2 separate regions of the Mus musculus genome follow, and region 2 is linked to region 1. Evidence: chromatin loops called from intact Hi-C (ENCODE). Cell type or tissue: gastrocnemius. All regions are shown on one strand. Links, peaks and the distances in the headings refer to the core of each region. The heading gives the core; the rest is flanking DNA.

Region 1 (10,133 bases), core at 4,789-7,288:
AGTTTAATGACAGGAAGAAATAGGAACTAAGCCAGGAGCTGAGGAAGGAGCCTTCATTCTGACGGATAAGGCCCCAGTGAGCTTTTGAGATGCTCCTAAAGGACAAGATGCCTTGTGTTTGCAATGGGTCTACAGAGTCTGCAGTACAGGACCCACCTGAGCAGAGACTCGGAGGTAGGAAGAACTTATACCTCCTGAGGAGGTGGGGTGGTCTGGTGGAGTATGCTCAGGAAGAAAGCACTGTGAAGATGATGGCTTCGAATGTAGGCTTGAGCCTCCTGGGTGATGGGGAGGTGACTCTTCTTTAGGGCTGTGGTTTAGATCAGCACCTCTTAGTGTGGTCTCTGGCCAGCAACTGGAAACTCGTCAGAAGTACACATTTTCTAGCCCACTCCACCTTTCCTGTATTAGAAGCTCTGGGGGTGCTAAACAAGTTGCTTAAGAGATTCTGCTATGATACTTTAGAAAAACTACTCCTAGAGGCTAGAGAGATGGCTCAGTTGGCAAAGTGCTTGCCTTATAAGTATGAGAACCCAAGTTCAACTTCTAAGACAGATAAGGCAATATATGTATGCATTAATCCGGGCACTGGGAAGGCAGAAACACAAAGATCCATGGGGCTCACTGACCAACCAGCTTAGCCTAATTGGTAAGCCCCAGGTCCCAGTGAGAGACCCAGTCTCAAAAAACCAAAGAGAAAGGCTTCTGAGAAATGACCCCCGAAGGCTGATCTCCCGACCACACAAGTACCGGCACACATTGGATTGGGTGGGGCAGCCTGTGGAGGAGACAATTCAGACTATTGGGATAAGCTAAATGGGTTAGGCAAGGACCTGACCTAGGGAGAGAGCACAAGGAACCAGACATGTTAGGGTTCCTCTGCTACTTCACCTATTAGCTACCCAGACGAGGACAAGACAGATGGGCCTCAGTTGCCAGTCTTTTTGACTCCAGTCAAAGAAAGAATCGGACATGGAGGATGGATGTAAGGACCAGTGGGAGATACCTGCAAAGCTCTCAAATAGAGAGAACAACTGCCTAAGTTTGCCTGAACCTGGGCAGTTTCATGGGACAGAGTTCCAGAAGACGAAGATGGAGCTCCAGGCAAAACCATGGTCAACGTCACTGGATCCACTGCACCTGAGAAAAGGTGAGTATTCCCTGGCCCCCAGGATCAGGCTTGCTGACTGTTGATGTAACCTCACAGAAGAAGACCTTCCCTGATACCATCCACACCTCCCAGCTGGCTGTATGCAATTCTACCTTAATTGCATGAGGCATGAAGTTCCCGATGGTATATAAGCTGAGGAAGACTGAAAGACGTCCCGTCGAGGTGACTCTGGAAAGTCATCACCTAAGCTTGGCAAAGACTTGGCAGTGTCCCTGCTTCAAGATCAGCCACTATTCTGCCAGTAAGCCTCAGCTGTGCTCTGTGAGAAAGCCCAATAAACTCATTTGTTCACCAGAGTGAATGTGGTTGGAACTGTGCCGTGATTGCCTTTGGGGACTTATGAAGTGGGAAGAGATGTTTATATTCCTCAGAGAAGAACTGTTCTCAACAGTGGCAAATCTAGGGATGTCCAGTACAGGACTGGACTTCTGGTCACCTTACCCCATGGCATGCTGTTTAGAAAGAAGCATTTGTTAGGGTGTTTGTGGAGGACCAAGTGAAGGATGGAGTTCTTGGAGAGTCCCAAGTTGATTCTCAAGCATTTTAGTGGCATCTGAAGTTGCCTGTCTCTCTTTTCACCCATTTCTGGTGCCTGTTGAGCTTAGCAGATGCTCCTTCTGCAGCCCTTCCCATGGCCTGGTTATGCAGATTGGCAGGAAAGAAGAAAGGCCCAGACAAGGGCATAAAGACAGCACTCCCTGGCTGTGCTGCTGGCCAGGTGCCTAGGTCACCTGAAATACAATAAGGCTCATGGCTCTCAGACCTTGCTGATGCTGCTGGAAGCTGAAAATACCCAGGGCACTGGCCTGATGCCTGGGTGGCTCCTCTGGGCCAGGAGTAGCTATGATGTCTCCACAGGGTTCTTGGTACTTCAGCCCAGGCCTCTGTGGGGGAAGGGCAGGGCCACACCTCTCACCTTTCCAACAGGTTGAGTATTTTAAACAGACCAGGCTTTTTTGTCCTTTATCCTAATACTTGTCCAGGGGGAGGCAAAACTACTTTACAATGTTTACTCAACTGAGAGCATCAGGCAGAAAGATACTTCGAGAGTTGAAGTTGCCAAGTTGACAGGATCCAGAATCCCCTCCAGACAAATATCTGGGCGTGTCAGTGAGGGAGATTCTAGTTTAGGTTAACTAAGCTGGAGAATCCCACTGCAGCTGTGGATGCTATTCATGGGGCTAGGGTTCTGGACTACATAACAAACAGAGATCTAGTTGAACCCCAGCATCTGTCTGCCTCTGCTTCCACACAGCAGACACAGTGTGGCCAGCCACTTCACACTCCTGCTTGTATGCCTTTGCCACGATGCACTGTATCCCAACTGTAAGTCAAAATAGACCTTCTTCTATTTCTTCTCCTTCCTTTTTCTTTTTTTTCTTTTGAGACAGGGTCTCACTAGGTAGCCCTGGCAGGCAGGTCTGGAATTAATTCACAATATAGACCAAGCTGCTCCCAGACTCACAGAGGTGTGAGCCACCATGCCTCCTAGCTTTAAGTTGCTTCTGACCAGGTGTTAGGTCTCAGCAATGAGAAAAGTAATTTGCATATGTCTTTACAGGAAGTGAGCACAGACATTCTGAAACCACAGCAAAGCCTTTCTTGGTCTGCATGCACATCCCTAGATCGAGGGGGGTGGGGGGACCAGGATAAATTGTGATTGTCTATACCTAAGGCTTAGTGCCTTAGAGCCTAGGGCACAATTGGTTTTCCCCCAAACTGCTAGGAGGCAGCTGAGGTCTCTACTGAGAGAAGGGCACTGATGGAGGGGTGTAGTGCCTCTCTCCATGCCCACTGCTGGGTGATGGTAGGCAATGTCTCTTACCCCCTCCTCACTGGACACTGGCCCAGGAGGTGGGCTTTCCTGCTCCTCCAAAGCCTGTAGGTACTTACCTCTTTTCCCTAGAAAGTGTCTCCCAGCAGGATGTGCTGGCATGTGTCTTTAATGTCAGTACTTAGGAGGCAGAGGCAGGTGGATCTCTGTGAGTTCAAGATCAGCCTGGTCTAGATAGTATGTTCTGGCAAGGGCTACATAGACCGGTTTCAAGGGGGAAAAAAAAAAGAAAAAAGAAAATATGAAAATGTCTTCTAGCCTAGGTCCACGGTACTGATCTGAAAACCCTGGCCTGAGAGTCAGGTTAGGTCTCAGAGTTTGAATGACATTTCTGACATCTTCTTAGCTGGGTGATTATTTATTTATTTATTTACCAAGGTATTGGGCCTCAGCTTTCCCATTTGTAAAACGGGGGCATGCCAATATCTTCCCCGCAGGGCTCCTATGACTATTCGGTTGGATTAGCTAAAGCATGGCGGCACTTAGTGTACTGCACTCAGAAAGTGGCTTCTGTCCTAACAACTGTGCTTTATGGACTAGCGTAAAACATAAATTCATCAGTGAGTAGGCTGGATGGAGCAAATGGAAGAAGGAGATGGAGTTCCCATGGTGTTGTTTGCTGCCTCTGCCAACCACTCTGGTGACATGTGATATGTGATGAGCAAGGCCCTTGACGTGACATGCCTCTTGTTTCTCGTCCTTTGGTTTTCCCCAGTGCATGCTGGGGGCCGGCCCACATCCTGAACATTCTGTGAAGCTCGGTTGGTTAAGAAACCTCACTGCCCAGCTGCAAAGCACCTTCGCTTTCCGCCTGTCTGGCCCCTTCAGCTGCCTACGGCCAAATGCAAAGGAGCCTTGCTAGAGAGCAGCAGCAGCTGCTGCCTTCTTGCCGGTCTGCCTGTGCCTCTCCACTCCCCCCGCCCCCACCCTGTGGTTTGCATTCTAGAAGCATCTGCCTCACACCAGGTCTTTATTGCCTTCTGTTCTCACAGCCATCTTGAGAAAGCTTAGGAAACTAAGGCTTCCAGGGGGGTTGGCATTTGTTTTGTTTGCATTCAGAGACAAGGGCTCACTATGTAGCCCAGGCTGGCCTTGAACTTGCAACCCTCCTGCCTCAGCCTCCCCTGAGCTGGGAACCCAGGTGTATACCATGCCCAAATATTTCTGTCTTTTTGCTTTCTAGATGTCATATATGAGCAGCTTCTGTCATGATGTCTCACCACAGACCCCCAAGGCAGCAGAGGCAAGCAGCCATGGACCTAAACCTCCCAGACTGTGAGCCCAAATAATCCTTTCTTCTTTTTCTGTTGATTATCATAGGCCTTCTGTCACAGCAGTGGAAAGTTGGTAGTCTGAGGTCTTTCGTAGGCCCCAGCACTGCATAAACCATACACGCTGGTGCATGCCTGCAATCCTAGCACTCTGGAGCCAGAAACAAGAGGACCAGGAATTCAAGGTTATCTTTTGCTGCATAGTGAGTTGTGAATTTAGGCTAGCCTGAGCTATATTACTGTTTTAAAACAAAAGCAAACAGGTGACTGGAGAGATGGCTCAGCAGTTAAGAGCACTGACTACTCTTCCAAAGGTCCTGAGTTCAATTTCCAGCAACCACATGGTGGCTTATAGCCATCTGTAATGGGATTTGGTGCCTTCTTTTGGTGTCTGAAGACAGCCACAGTGTACCCATAGAAATAAAATAAATACACCTTAAAAAAAAAAACCCACTGTTCTCATTTTTAAAAAGTGAAAAAAAAAAAACAACAGAAATCAAACTAACACATCTGCATCTCCCCCCACCTCAACCCCCCAATGTGTATTGCTGTTTTGTCTGCACATAAGTGTGCACCATGTGCATGCAGTTTCCACAGAAGCCAGAAGAGGGCATCAGACCACCTGGACTTACAGACAGTAGTGAGAGCTACAAGGATTGAACCCTTGTCCTCTGGAAAAACAGTCAGCTCTGTTAACCACTGAGCCATCTTTCTAACCCAGGTTCTGCATCCTTGAAAAGATTTACAATGGAAGATGCTACTCTGATGGTAGGGATGAGGGACTAGTAGGCGCATAGTCATCCCTTTTTAAGGGCAGATGGCCAACTTCATCATTTGTTTTTCTGAGTGCCCCCAACTTCTGGGCTATTCCTTGTAATTTCTTATCTATTTGGCTCTCACTCATTCAGGGAGTGGGGGATGGGGACAGGGACTGAGCTTTGCTTTCCAGGAGCAGACTCGCTTGACGGAGCACCCCTGGGTAGCACTAGGGATGCCCTGACGCTCCTTGTGAGGCTGCAGCAGCTTTTGAACTCCTTCTCCCCTATAGCCAAGCTTTTAATTTCTTCCTTAGCAGCTGGGAAAAACAAGGGGAGAGGGCAGTGAGGTGATTAGTGGGCAAAGGTGCCTGCTGCCAAGCTTTAGTCTCATGCCCAGGATCCAAATGGTGGAAGGAGAGAAATGACTTTCGAAAGTTGCCCTTGAACCTCCACACACCTGCTATAATGTGCACATGTGCATGGGTATGTGTGCATGCATGCATACACATTCATGCTCACCCACATGAATACACACATACAGGCACTAAATAAATTTCTTCTCCCTCAACATTTCCAAGGCTTGAGCCTGCATAGCAACCATGCTGCCTTCTCTAGTGCCAGGGGAGAGCTAAGTTATCAGTAGGCAATCCTAGGAAGAGAACTCATGTTTATCAAGACATGAGTTTATCATGTTATACAAAGGCATTGTTCTAATCTCTTGTGTGTACTTTCCCTGACTTACCTACCACCTTTGCAGATGAGGAAGTGGAGGACCTTGGAAGCTATGCTGAATAAGACAAGGCTGGTAGATAGTGGAGCCAGGGTTTGGTTCTGGACTTTGAAGTCCATGTGCTGTTACTGTAGGCTGCCTTTGAGGGGCCCCTTGGAGGCAGAGGTCATGAAACTTCAGGAGTTGTATGGAATTCTACCCACACAAGGCAGTCCTGGACATTCAATGTGTGTCAACTGAGACTAACCTCAGCCAGTTTACACGGTGCTGTGTTGCCCACTGTCAAGGTCATAGGCACTCCCAAAGATTATTGAAGAGAAAAGCTTGAACCTTACGAGGTCATGGCCACCAGGTGGCACTGCAAGGACTGATTGAGATCTTTGTTCCTAGATCTGAAAGCCAGTAAGATATACCTGGTTCCTAAAACAGAGGTTCCAGGGAAACAAGCAAACCAATCAACCACAGGCCAAACCCTTGAGAGTCTGGCTTAATGTTTTGCATAGGCTTTGTGGAAATCTGCCAAGATTTTTTTAAAGTTTTAATTTTCAGAGTCAGTCAAATGCCATCTATATAGTTCAAGAATTTTCAAGTATAAAACAGGAGCTGGGGTTGCAGCTTAGTGCTAGAGTACCTGCTTTGCATGTACACAGCTCTGGCTTCAGTCTCCAGTACAAACACACACACACACACACACACACACACACACACACACACACTGTATAAAAAGTATGTAGAAAAAATCTACTCTTATATTTACTGCTATTAGTTATTTATGAATCCTTCTAAATATTACACATGTAAACATAATACATAACTATCTTCATACAAGATTTTATATGAATATATATTTTATATAGCAATATGTATATATAAAGCCATATACATATATATATGGATATATATATATATATATATATATATATATATATATATATATATATTCCTTCTTTTAAAACAGATGGCTGCTTAAAAAAACCTTGCTTTTGAGGGACTATTAAAATGGCTCATAGGAAAAAGACACTCACTTACAAGCCTGACAACCCAAGTTCTATCTCCAAGATCCAAATGATGCAAGGAAGGCAGCCAGGCATGATGGTACCTGCTTTTAATTCTAGCATTCAGGAAAGTGAGTTACAGGCCAGCCAAGGCTATATAGTGAGACCTGTCTCAAAAACAACAACAAACCAAAATGGTGGAAGAAGATAGCTTGACTCCAGCAGGTTGTCCTTGCTCCATACGTGCTGCCTGACACATATATGTGCATATGTGTTTCACATATATGTGCATGTGTGTTTCTTTCCTTCAAGGGAGAAAAAGATCCACTGTAGTCTTCCACTCAAGAAGACTCCCTGCCATTTAAAGAAGAGAAGTTAGTGATGTTAGCCATACTTCATTTTGTAATCTACAAATATGATGATAAATGTACACATTGCAAAGTGAACATATTTTAAAGTAAAATAGGAACAATTCATACAGTTTTGTTTTCCAACAAAAACAAAGGTGAAACAAGTGAAAATGATAACTAGTAACAGATGGTTTTATGTAGATCTTTATGTCGGCAGTAATCCTTTTTTTTTTAAGATTTATTTATTTTATTATATGTAAGTAAACTGTAGCTGTCTTCAGACACTCCAGAAGAGGGAGTCAGATCTCATTACAGATGGTTGTGAGCCACCATGTGGTTGCTGGGATTTGAACTCTGGACCTTCGGAAGAGCAGTCGGGTGCTCTTACCCACTGAGCCATCTCACCAGCCTGGCAGTAATCCTTTTAAAATTCTATTGATTTGTTTTGTTTTTTAAGACAGGGTTTCATGTACTCCAGGCTGGCTTTGAACTTGATATGTAGGTTGATTTACATTTTTAAAATTATATTTATTATTATTATTATTATTGTGTGTGTGTGTGTCTGTCTGTCTGTGGCATGGAATGTAGGGTGGGGGACAATGGGTGTCAAAGGACACTTTTTGGGAGTCTGCTCTTTCCTCCCACTGCTGGCTCTAGAAACTGAACTCAGGTTATCAGGCTTGCATAGTGCTTGTGTGTGTGTGTGTGTGTGTGTGTGTGTGTGTGTGTGTGTGTGTACCTGCTGGGTGGCTTGCTAGCCCTTGTTTGATTTTTTGATTGGTTGATCTCAGATTGTGGCTTTAGAGACGTTTTATAATCTGTATCATTTGATCTCTCAGCTTGTCAACTGTCAGTGTTGATAGTAAGCTTTCAGATGGTATTCTTGATTCTTGTATGCACAGAACGTCAGAAACCTTCAGTCATTATTCTGTCCCTGATCAGCTTTCAAGTGGCGCCGCTCATGTGACTTATCAGAAATTACAATTGCACGATGTTTGTGATAATTACCGTGGATTCTTTCCAGATGCTTCTCAGCACTTTGGCCTTTAGTGGACTTTGGGAACAGAGCCCAAAGCCTCTGTTATCTGATGATGCCAAACTGCAGCTGCACATTTTCTAATGCCCTAGGGATGCAGGCGTGACAGCTACTGTTCCCCAGCCACAGTGACCTGCAGGCTTTTGCTCCTGATCTCAGAGGTCTGTTTGCCATGGGGTAGGATCATGCTGTTACATAGGATATACACTGGGTCATGCCTTGTTTCTTTCACGGAACAATATAGAGATTTTTATCAGTTTGTAAAAAACTACTGATTCTTTTGGGGATTAAAACACAATGATATTATTTCCCCCTTCACTTTCATTCTCCTTTCTCAATCACACACACACACACACACACACACACACACACACTTTTTCAAAATTATGGCCTCTTTATCTTTGTTATTATTGGTGTTGTTTTGTGTGTGTGTGTGTGTGTGTGTGTTTGTTTGTTAAAATATTCCTAAATATATAAATACAATCTGACCCACTCAGTCCATATAAGATTACTTGTGTGTGTATGTTTTTATTATTTATTTGTTTGTTTGTTTGTTTGTTTTCTCTGAGACCAGTTTTCTCTGTGTAGCCCTGGTTGTTTTAGAACTCACTCTGTAGACCAGGCTAGCCTTGAACTCACAGAGACCTGTGTGCCTCTGTTCCAGGAAGGCTGGGATTAAAGGCATGCGCCACCACTGTCCAGCATTTGGGTATGTTTTTAAGGCTGACCATTTGGTGCTGAAGAACGAATTACTGTGCTCTTCCCTGGAGAAGACTCTTCTTCGGGGCCTCTGCATCCCGTAGCTGCCTGTAGTTCTTTGTCCAGACCTGGGCCTTGCAGGCTTTCCCTGTCCACATTAGTGTGATCTTTAGTGTCACCCTTGCTCAGGTCATGTTGGGATAGCCATGTTGAAGAGACTTCATGAGTGAAGCTTCTGACATTTCTAGGAGTCACATCTCACAGCAGACTCCCTGTTCCTCTGTCTCGTACTGTCTTTCTGCCCTCTCTTCCACAATGGTCTCTGGATTGTAAGTGCAGGAGCTGAGCTATAGATGGATCCCTTGGGACAGGGTTCCACACTTCTGCATTTTAATTGGTTGTGGTTTTCTATAATTATTCTTTGTCTGTTGTAAAGAGAGGTTTCCTTATGAGAGTTGAGAACAAAACTGTGAGGTGGTAGTTGTTGACCCATAACTTCAACCTCATTCTTTGTTATAACCATATAGTGTTCTATTATAGAGATATAATGTTTTGGGGGTTTGTTTGTTTATGTCTTGAGATAGAGTCTCTCCTAGGTTGGCCTGGAACTCACAGTCCTCTTGCTTCAACCTCCAGAGTTCTGGAATTAGAGGTGGGTAATAACACACCTGACTCTATATCGTGTGTGTGTGTGTGTGTGTGTGTGTGTGTGTGTGTGTGTACATGTATATATGCAAGCCAGAGGTCAGTGTCAGGTGACTTCATCTCTTGTCCTTCATTGTATTGTTTTAAGATGTGGTAGCTCACTGCATCTGAAGCTGATCAATTTGACTGGACAGGTGAGCCAGCAAGCCCCTAACACCTTCCTATCTCAGATTTCTAAGCAGTAGGAGTATCCCCATGTAGTCTTTTAAGGGGTGCTGGGGATCTAGAGTCAGGTCCTCAGACTCACGTACAAACTACATTAAAGACTGAGCCATCCTTCCCAGCCCTGGATATCGTACTTCCTTCAGATTCATAGAGGCATGAATACTGCTCTTGTAAAGGACCCTAATTCAGTTCCCCAAGCTCATGCTGAGTGGCTCACAACTGCTTGTAACTCCAGCTCTGGGGAAGCCATGGTCTCTCTGACTTCAGTAGGCACCTGTACTTACATGCTCAGACATACAGCAACAAACACATTTACACATAATTACCTTGTTTTAAAGATCAGGGGCTGTAGAGTATTCAGTGGTTAAGAGTACTTGCTGCTCTAGAAGACCCAGGTTCAATTCTCTATACCCATATGG
Region 2 (10,133 bases), core at 4,567-7,066, 140 kb after region 1:
TTGGTGTTTAAGGCTTTTCCACATATGTAAAAAGAACCAAAACCAAACAAAACCCCACAAAGATGAGAAGATAAGGAATGAGGGAAAGGAACATCATAGTTCATATGATTTTTAAAAATTATACACACATACACACTTAAAAGAAGAAATATTGTTACTCTTAAAGAATAAAATTTACTGCAATATTAGGACTATTAAGGCCCAGAACTTTCTTTTTTGAAGGATCTTGAAATTAAAATGTATCCAAGATTCTGGGTTTCTTAAAAACAAAAGAAAATTCAATATTATAAAGGTATTTTATTTATTATAAATATAATATTCTATTACAGTTTTATATTTTATGATTTATAATGTATAAAATTATTATAAAATATATTAATATATTGTACAGTATACATTCTATTTAAAGTACTTTGGAAACTGACAGTTCTTTTGATTTAACAATGAAGTTTTTGGAACATAACTTACTTTTCTAGTTTGTTTAGCTAAGGTGAATATTGTTAGATGTTCCACTTAAATCTGAGTATGATGGTGCATGTCTGTTATCACAGCACTCAGCAGTGGTAGTCAGAGTGCTAGAGAACTACTTATTTATTCCAGGGAGTGAGCAGCTGTAGACTTGCTGAGAAGTAGAGAGGGAAGCTAACCTATAGTTTGAGACCTTGCTAATGTAACATTCTATCATAGCTTTGTTTGTAAGTGGTAGTCCATTGGCTATAGTTACATTTTTTTTGTAGCTTTTTATAGTGATCTTGAAGTATACATTTGATATTTAATCCCTAATCATGCCAGTATGAAACAAAGAAGTATCTTTTAAATAAAGGAAAAGAGTAGTATGTTTATCTTCAAATAGTACGGAAGTAGTCCACATTTTAATTATGAATCAATGTATTAAAATTATAACTTAGAATTGTTGCCTATATTTTTCAAAACTTTTATCCTAAAACCATGTGTAAATCTCCTATAGCTTTAGCTCTAAGTAGAGCTAAATAGCTAAATCAAGCAATTAATCTTAACTTGATGTATGGACAAGCCATCTTCCTTAAAAATCTCAAGATAGTACTAGTACCCCCCTATTTTCTAATTGGAAAATTCTGTTTTGTTGTTGTTTTTAAATCAGAAAAACATATAGAGACCTTTGTGGAATTTTTCTTTTGGTAACTATTTATTTGGGAAATTATAATGTGGAGACAAAGTGACTTAAAAATTTATCAAATCACTTAATGTGGTAACCATTTATCGTTCCCACGGAATAAATTTGCTCTTTATTTTATTCCTAGGGATTATAATAAAGTTAACTAAAAAGAAGAAGAGTTACTATTTTAGGAATGTAATCCAAAATAGTTACTTTTCTGTCTCAGAATCCTAGACTTTAATGCATAATAAAAATGTATACTTTGCAGATTTTATTTTATTTACTGTAATAGAACCCTTTCTTCAAAAACACTAAAAATATAGTGTAAGAGTGTCTGGAGTGATGGCTCAGTGGTTTAGCATATACCGCGCTCTTGGAGAGGACTACAGTTCAGTTCTGTCACCCATATCAGGTTGCTCACAGCCTGTAACTCCAGGTCCACAGGATTGCATGCTCTCATAGATCACTAGTTTCAGGAGTGAAGCTGTGTAGACAGACTTGGTTTCAAAACAAACAACAACAAAATAATCACCGGTATTCATGTGCACAGATCTCACCCCAATAAACACATACTTTGAAATAAATCTTTAATTAAAATGTTTAAAAACATTTGATACATTTTCTAAATTTTTATAAATCTTATATATTTAATGATTAGCCTTGGTCCACACACTAGAGGAAGTGTTTATTTGCTTTTAAATGGTAGTGTAGTATTTCTTATTCTTACTTGTCAAACTGAATCAGATTCCATTAGTTTCAAAAAATGCTTATCTTGTCTGGGACAGTTGAACTGTCTAAGTATGAGAACTGTTTTGACCAAACTGTTTGTTGTGAAATTGTGACCTGTACCCTGGAGAACAAACAAATGTCTAGCCAAAGAGGATTCTTTTATATGCATATTTACTCTTTTCTACTATTTGAGGAGGAAATCCAAAAATATTTTTTTAAATAGCTTTTCCATTTGTTGGTCTTAGTGAAAGTCAGATAAGAGGAACAAGAGAAACAATAGTTTTAATTATACCTTGTTTATTAAAATTAAATGTGTGAATAAATGATAATTAGTGGTCAGTGTATATTCAATGTCTCTTTTTTAAAAAGCTCCTTGAAAGGGTTAATCATCTCTACTTCACTCATTCTTTGACATTAAAGATATTAAGATTCATGATAATGAAACATGATTGTTCTTTTTAAAACCCTTAATTCTGGCTAATGTTTCACTGTGATCTAAGCAGACATGGAAGGTGCAAAGCAATGGGAGCATATAACCTTTAGCTAGACCATCTTGTCCATCTTTTCAGATATTAAAATGTTAAAGTCTAGGCTAGAAGCTTCTATAGTAACAGCTGTTTGGTGGGAGCTGGAGGGGTGGTGGTTAGGCTGGAAAGGTTGACTCCAAGAGCTGCAGACATGGGTGCCGTAGCAAGACCCAGCTGGGAAACCAAAGAAAACAAAACGGTTAAATTATAAAATTAAAAACAACCTATACATTTTATTAAAAAGAAACAGATGAAGCAAGTTCTTCAGGGACAAAATGAAATTTATATTCAGAAGCTTATAAACAGCTCATTATCACCAAACATTATTTTAAGTGCTTCACAAATAGGAACTCATTTGTAAGTTTATCAAATTCTCAACAAAATTTACCAAAAACTGTTGACATTTTGGTATTTTGACACATACTTAAAAGATTTTCTGTGATTGTGCAGATTGAGCTAATTATTTACAGAAAGATAATACCTTTTACCCGTGCTTGCTATTTCTTGTGTAAGCTGAAGCTGTTATGGTGAAAGTGGTAGATAGAATCTCACCAAATTTAAGAAGCAGTAGCAGAAGCCGTATTAGGTAAACTTTATTGGATAAAGTGTAGTTTGAGTTCCTCTCTCAAGCTTTTGTCAATATTCTTAGCATTTTATTGCTGAAGTAATGCTGGAAACATTTATCAATATGTGTTTTATGATGTAACAAATTGGGTGAAATGCTATTTTATTTGTGCATTTCAAGTTACATAAAGAATATAAATGTTATCTCCTGTATCAAATTTCTGCTTTTGTCTTCTGATTCTTATGTGGTAGGGTATTTACTCCTTTTTGGCCACTTGAGCCCCAGAAAAAAGAAGAGCTTCAAGCAAGTACATGATGGCATGTTTAAATTTTTTTCCCCTTTTAGCTTGCCTACATATTTTATGGTTTATAAAGTATGTATTGCAGCTCAGCCATGTTCATTTTGAAAATTTCATTTAAGAACCAGAGTTTGTAAAAACAAGTAAACAGTCACAAAGTCTTGCTGAACTGTTTCTCTGAGAGTAAGCAGTAAGCATTGCCCTGCAAATCTACTGAGGTGTAGGAGCCGTCCCCTTTTAGCTTGCTTACTTATTTTGAGATTAAAAAACAGAGAATTAAAAAAAAAATAGTTTTTTTTTTTAAAGTAAAATTCTGTTTCTCATTTCTCTGTGTTTTAAGTTTTTGGCCCCCATTGTTTTGTTGTGTTGTTTTGTTTTTGAGACTTCTCTCACTATGTGGCTGGCCTGGACCACAGGTAGACCAGGCTGGCCTTGAACTGACAGAGATCCTCCTTTTTCTGCTTCCTGAGTGCTGAGATTAAAGGTGTGCACCCTGCCCCTTTCTTTTTCCTGATTTTATGTTTTATTCATAAGGAGTTTATTTGAATCATATACCCAATAATTTTATCCTTTAAGCTTTTTCAAATTACATCTAGTAGGCCAAGTCTGACCCTTCTCTATTTTTGTAAATTGAATTAAAGCTTTACTCATTTGTTTATCAACTATCTGTCTGTTTTCTTATTATAATATCAGGATTGAGCAATTGTGGCTGAGACCTTATGGACCACTGGACTGTTTACTATGTGACACATGACAGAAAAAGTTTGCTGACTCCTGCTTTCAAAGGGATTTAGTTTGGGCATGTCTAGTAATTCCATGGAATATTTCTCTGTATATAAAGGCAGTTCACTATTGGTAGATTAGTGATTGAGCCTTTATATAATTAACCAAGCAGTTGAAATTTCCATAGATCTGTGTGCTTTGAGTCATTATATAACAGGAATTTATGAATCTACTTCACCTAGAATTAAGGAACCAATGTTGCTAATTTGGGAAATTCATCTGTCTGAGCCTCTGTGTCCTCAGTTGAAGTAGATAGATCTCTTTCATTTCTGTGGTTCTAACACTGGACAGTAGATATTAGGGACTTGTTCTGAAAAGTAACTTGTATGTGTTAAAAGAAAAAGGCTGTTGTATTCTGAAATTTGCTATTAAGTAAAATAAGCTCAGTGCAATGCACTAAAACCTGACATTCCTTGGTTAAGTCATATACAGCCCTTCAATTTGGACAGCTTAAGAAAATGGTGTCTTTGTTTAAATTTCTTCTGTATTTAAAAAAATAATTTTAACATAATATATACCCATGGATATTACTTTTTTCTAAATTATATGAAAGCTGTACTTATAAGTAGGAATTTTTTCATATTATTTTCATCTCCATAAAACTGAAAATTAGATTTTCCCCCTCTATTGGAGATGGAATTCAGAATTCTATGTGCATACTAGGCAAGCTTTCTACTGCGGAACTGTATCTCTAGTCCTGGAGCTCTTATTAGAAAGAGTTCTTGGGGCTTTGGAAATAGCTCAGTGGATAAAGTACTTGTGAAAACCTGTGGTCAGGTCCTGAGAACACACATAAGTATTTGTGTGTTTATAATCCCTTTATGGCAAGAAGGAAGGGAAGATGGGAATAGCTCGAAGCTTATGGGCCAGCTGGTCTGGTATACACAGCAGCAAAAACCAAGGTACCCTATCTCAAACAAAGTTGAAGGCAAGGGACAGATAGCCAATATTGTCCTAGCCTGCACTCATTCCTCCATGTATATTAAAAACCCATTACCACCCCCCCAGCTCATACACACACCCACACCACACACACACACACACACACACACACACACACACACACACACACACCCCACCACCACCACCACCACCCCTAGAAGCTTTTGAGAAAAGAATATTTCATGAAAATATAAAAGGTAATAATTCTTTGGTATATGAATTAATTTTATTAGGATATTTAATAGTTCATAATATTAGTTCCCTATTAAGAATTTCCATGTCTGATTTTAAAGCCCTGAGGTTTAACTGGCACCAGTGTAACAGTAAAAAAATGAAAGACTAAATGCTTAATATTGTAGTAGAGTTTCTTCCTCTGTGGCCACTAGTAATAATCTTTTCAAAACTTTCTGTCTGGTATAATTTAACAAGTGCAGTTTTTTTTTTAACATGATGTATCTTTGTTGGGTACCTTAAAATTAATTCCTAATATAGAAAGTTGGTATGTTTACACAATAAACAAATGAATCCTGGCTATATATAGTAAATTGGATTTATGTTGGCAATATTATATTGCACAAAAAGAATATGTTTAAAATGATTACATAATTAATACTTTCTTAAGATTGTAAAATACGGCTAAAACTGGGGCTGTGTGGATGAATCTGAGTTCTTGCTATGCAAGTGTAAGAACTGGAGTTTAGATCTCCAGAGCTACCTGAAGGCCAGTTGGGTTTAGTAGTCCACCTATAGCCCCATCACAAGGGAGGCCGAGATAGGGGAGTCCTCAGAGCAAGCTAAAACAGTGAGTGGTAGGTTCATTATAAGACTCTGCAACAACATGTTAATGGAGAATAATCCAGGAAGACACCCTAAGTCAAATTTCATTCAGGTGCATAAACATTCATGAGCATCTAAAAACACATAGGTATTTATATCCCTACATACATGCAGAATACATGCCTATGTAAAATAATCACCACAGTTAAAGATTGTCCATCTTTAGAGTGAATGTAAGACAAAATTCGATAGCAGTAAAAGGAAGAGAATGATAAGCCTAAGCTTCAGACTAGTAAAAATTTAGGTAGAAAACAAATTGATACAAGTTTTTGTCAGTTTTATATTTATATTCAATAATAATATAAATATATAAATACAAAAGCAGGCAAAATATAGAACAATGATGAGAAGGTTTATTATGAACGAAAAGTATAGTTAAGCAAACTTAGTTCCCTAAGAATGTTTAAAGAAAAAGTATATGAATTGGATATGGATATATTTTTAGAGCTAAACTTGGCTTGTAACTTAGAAAGTTATTTTTGTATTCTAATATGGTAGTATTTGATGTTTAAAGGTTTAACCTAAAAATACAAGCAAGCTAATAACACTTAGCTATTACTGCTGCTAATACAAACTGCTGGTAATACCATTAATATTTTACAATGGATACTACTTTTTTGTGAAACTTTGCTTCCTTTATATAGGAGCTTAACAACCTGAGGTAAATAAATATGCACATGACAGGTAGTAAGTGAAACTTAACAGTGGTGTTTATGTCTCCTTTTTGTAAGTTTACTTGCCCTTGTATAACCATTTTTGCTAATATTTCATTGAAGATTTGTAGACATTTTGTGCAGTTGTGACTTCCCTTTGCAATGATGTTTAGTCAGATGAAATCCTTTTTTGATTGGCTTTTACCAGTAGAGTTCTAAGTGCCCGTTTTGGTGTTGCTCCTGAGTAATGATGTGTTGTGATACTTCAGAGCCTTTTTGATTAAGATCTTACAGAGCAGCTTCTGCCTTTATTTTCTTGTGGTAGCGTGTTGCCAAAGCACTGACATGGACACCGATAAATCAACAAGGCTTTCTCTTTAGTTTTTTACATTGCTTTTAACTTTTGTTTATTTTTGTTCTTTTTTTTTTTAACCAAAGTATTTTGACCAGATTCACTTAATGCATGCATGTGTTCAAACATGAGTATCCATTTCTCACCACTTGGTATGATAGTAGCGCTCAGCCTTCATCTAGTTTGAGAATGTGTTCCCTTCTCTACTTGATTGCTGTTGATGTGTGATTTTTTTTTTAACCCCTATTTTCATGTAGGTCCTATGCATAGTCAATTAGAATCTCTGAGTGACTCTTGGACTCGCCTGAAACATACCAGAGATTGGTTCTACAACTCCTCTTACTCCTTTGAGTCTGATTTTGACCTTACCAAGTCTTTGGGAGTTCACACATTGATTGAAAATGTTGTAAGTTTTGTGAGTGGAGATGTGGGGAATGCTCCAGGTTTCAAGGAGCCGGAAGAAAGTATGTCTACAAGTCCCCAGGCCTCCATCATTGCAATGGAGCAGCAACAGCTAAGGGCAGAGGTAAGTTGTGGATATTTATTATTCATAAGCAACTCTGGAAACCAAAAGTGAATCACTCACTGAATGTATAATTCTATGAAAAGCTTTGCCCTTCTTTTCCCCTCCCCTCCCCTCCCCTCCCCTCCACTCCACTCCGTGCATGTGCATGTGTGGTACAGTGTGTGTAGATGGGTGGAGTCTAGAGGTTAGTTTGCGTGTCCTCCTTTATAGTACGTGTGCCACAGAGTTCTGAGGACATCTTGTAGGAGTCATTTCTCACCTTCTACCATGTGGGTTCTAGTGATCGAACTCTGTCCTTCAATCTCGGCAGCAAATACCTCTATCTAGTGAACCTTGTTGTTACTAGTTTTTGAGGCGACCTCAAAACCTTCTGAGCTTGGGTTCTGCATAGACTGTGCCTCGCTTGCCTCCAGCACTGAGGTCACAGAGATGCTGGCAGGCTTAGCTTTATGTGGGTACTGGGAATCCAAATTCAGGTCTTTGTGCTTGTGCAGTAAGTGTTCTACCTTCTGGGCTGTCTCCTTTTTCTGTACCTGAGCTTTTAACATTCTTTTCTTTGTTTGCTTATGTTTTTATTTGTTTGGTTGGTTTTGTTCTTTAGAGATGGGGTTTCTTTTTGTTTAGCCCTGCCTGTCCTAGAGCTCACTGAATAGACCAGGCTGGCCTTAAACTGAGAGATTCACCTGCCTCTGCCTACCTGAGTGCTGGGACTGAAGGCGTGCACCCAACTTGACATCCTTTTCTTAATGAAAGCAGCACAACAGTGTTTGAACCGGATAAAACGTACAATTTAAAGATTTTATCTCTTAGGACAAACTGTCATCAGTCGTCTCTCTTCTAGAAGCAAGGTTGAAATTGGCTCCGTCTCATACCCTCCATTTTGTACTGTTTATCTCTGCATTAAAAGGATGCCACAGGGATTGCTGTGAGTTTGAGGCTAGTCTAGGCTATATAATCTATGCCAGCCCAGCTAGGGCTGCGTAGGAGAAACCCTATCACAAACGCAAGGAAAAGAAAAGGCAGGAACAAAACATTAGTGATACCCACAACAATGATTGCTACAGTAAAGACCCAAAGATGAGTAAAGACATCCATGAGAAAACTAGGGTACCTAGGAGGTTTGCATAGTCACAGAATAAGCCCCAAATATTAATGACTTTTAATCTGACCACAGATCCTTTGATATTCCTTCCTCTAATAGAAATTAAATTTTTCACCCTTGTTAATGGGTTGTACTTAGTAACTTGCTTCTAGTAGGTATGAGAAAGAGGAAGAAAAAGGAATGACATTAGAAATCTGGCAGATAGATCTTTAAGCAATCATAATGACTATTACTATTAATATCTCATGTAGATATAACGTATCATTGACATAATGACAATACTGAATTCTGTAGCTATCTTCTACAAATCTCTAGCTCTATTCTAGTTGTGAGAGGGGGACTGGGTAGCAAATCCAAATTTAGGAACTTCCTATAAGTTACTTCCTTATAAGAAATAAAGACTACTTCCAACATGTCATGGTCATGAAAAATGAAGATATATATATACATACATACATATATATATACATACATATATATATATATATACACACACACACACACACACACACACACATATATACACACACATACACACATACACATATACATATATATGTATACATATTTCACTTTATATGTGAATATATAAAGATACACATATATGATATCTTTTATATATAATATTTCTTATATACACGTGTATATATACATACACACACACACACACATACACACACACACACACATATATATATATATATATATAAAATTACAGATTAATGCAGTCCTGTCTCAGTGGTTCTTGAACAATTTCCATTCATGATCTTTTTTTTTTTTTGCCTGAAAAACTTTTATTCAGTATGTAGCTATATAAAATAGATATGCAAATCATTTACTGAGAAATGCTAAAGAAATAACTTTTAGAACAACTTTTTGTATCATTTATTAAAGAGGAAAGAAAATTGTATACTAATGAGATGGGTTTAGGTATGTGAGCCCAGTCATGTAGTTGTGGGGACCCATGCAAGATGTCAGGTATTGTAGTCTTTTGCTCTCTACTTTATTGCCCACGGAACCTCTCTTCTGTCTATGCTAGCTAACCAGTGATCTCTTAGGATTCACCTGTTCCTGATTTCCCAATGTTTGGGTTACAGACTCTTGCTGCAAGGCTTGCTTTTTAAATGGGTGTTGGGGATTAAAACTCACCTCATCATGCTTACAGAGCAAATACTCTTGCCCATCATACCATTTTCCTAGTCCTAAGGTTTACTTTTTAATTCAAATTTTGCTCATCTTTACTGTGGTAATCATTACTGTGGAAATCTAACCTAAATTGAGATACAGCCTTTGTTATTTTCTCTCTATTTTCACTCCTCCCCTATTTCCTCTTGAGAAAGAGTCTCCCTGTATAGCTCAGGCTGACCTGATCTAATCTGGAGCTAGAGAGATGGCTTAGTGATTAAGAACGTATGCTGTAGAGGACCCATGTTCTGTTGCCAATACCCTTTTCAGGTGGCTCTAAACTGTCTATAACTTCAGTTCAAGGGAATCGGATTCCCTGCACATACATACACTCAGGCATACACACATGCCTAAAGCAAAATAAGTCTTAAACTCAGTTAAACAGAGAATTAATCTTGACTGAGTAGTTGCTATTGCTGTATCTAGAGCATCCTCAGTATTTTTCAGAGCTGATAATCAGTGCTGTGATTTTGTGATCATGATTATTACCGTTGAGATA

The links. Peaks named below come from ENCODE experiments on the same cell type or tissue, not always from the same donor. Only the 100,000 strongest peaks of a DNase experiment are listed, where the experiment ranks them.
Region 2: it touches region 1 in a loop (13-fold over the local background); 3 of 42 quality-filtered maps call a loop at or near these places.

The regions. Positions count from the first base shown.
Region 1 is chr9:66,277,905-66,288,037 of GRCm38, forward strand. No RefSeq gene overlaps it. Among named protein-coding and RNA genes, the nearest start is that of Gm39364, 18 kb to the right of the region's middle. In gastrocnemius, for the core only: CTCF peaks have their summits at 4,890 (motif pointing right) and 6,108 (motif pointing right); a DNase peak (open chromatin) is centred at 6,118; H3K27ac peaks cover 900 bases.
Region 2 is chr9:66,421,733-66,431,865 of GRCm38, forward strand. Herc1 (HECT and RLD domain containing E3 ubiquitin protein ligase family member 1) reads left to right here. Exons shown (of 78, transcript NM_145617.3): 26 at 7,079-7,347. Among named protein-coding and RNA genes, the nearest start is that of Gm30447, 73 kb to the left of the region's middle. In gastrocnemius, for the core only: no CTCF peak of the experiment used is centred there; no DNase peak of the experiment used is centred there.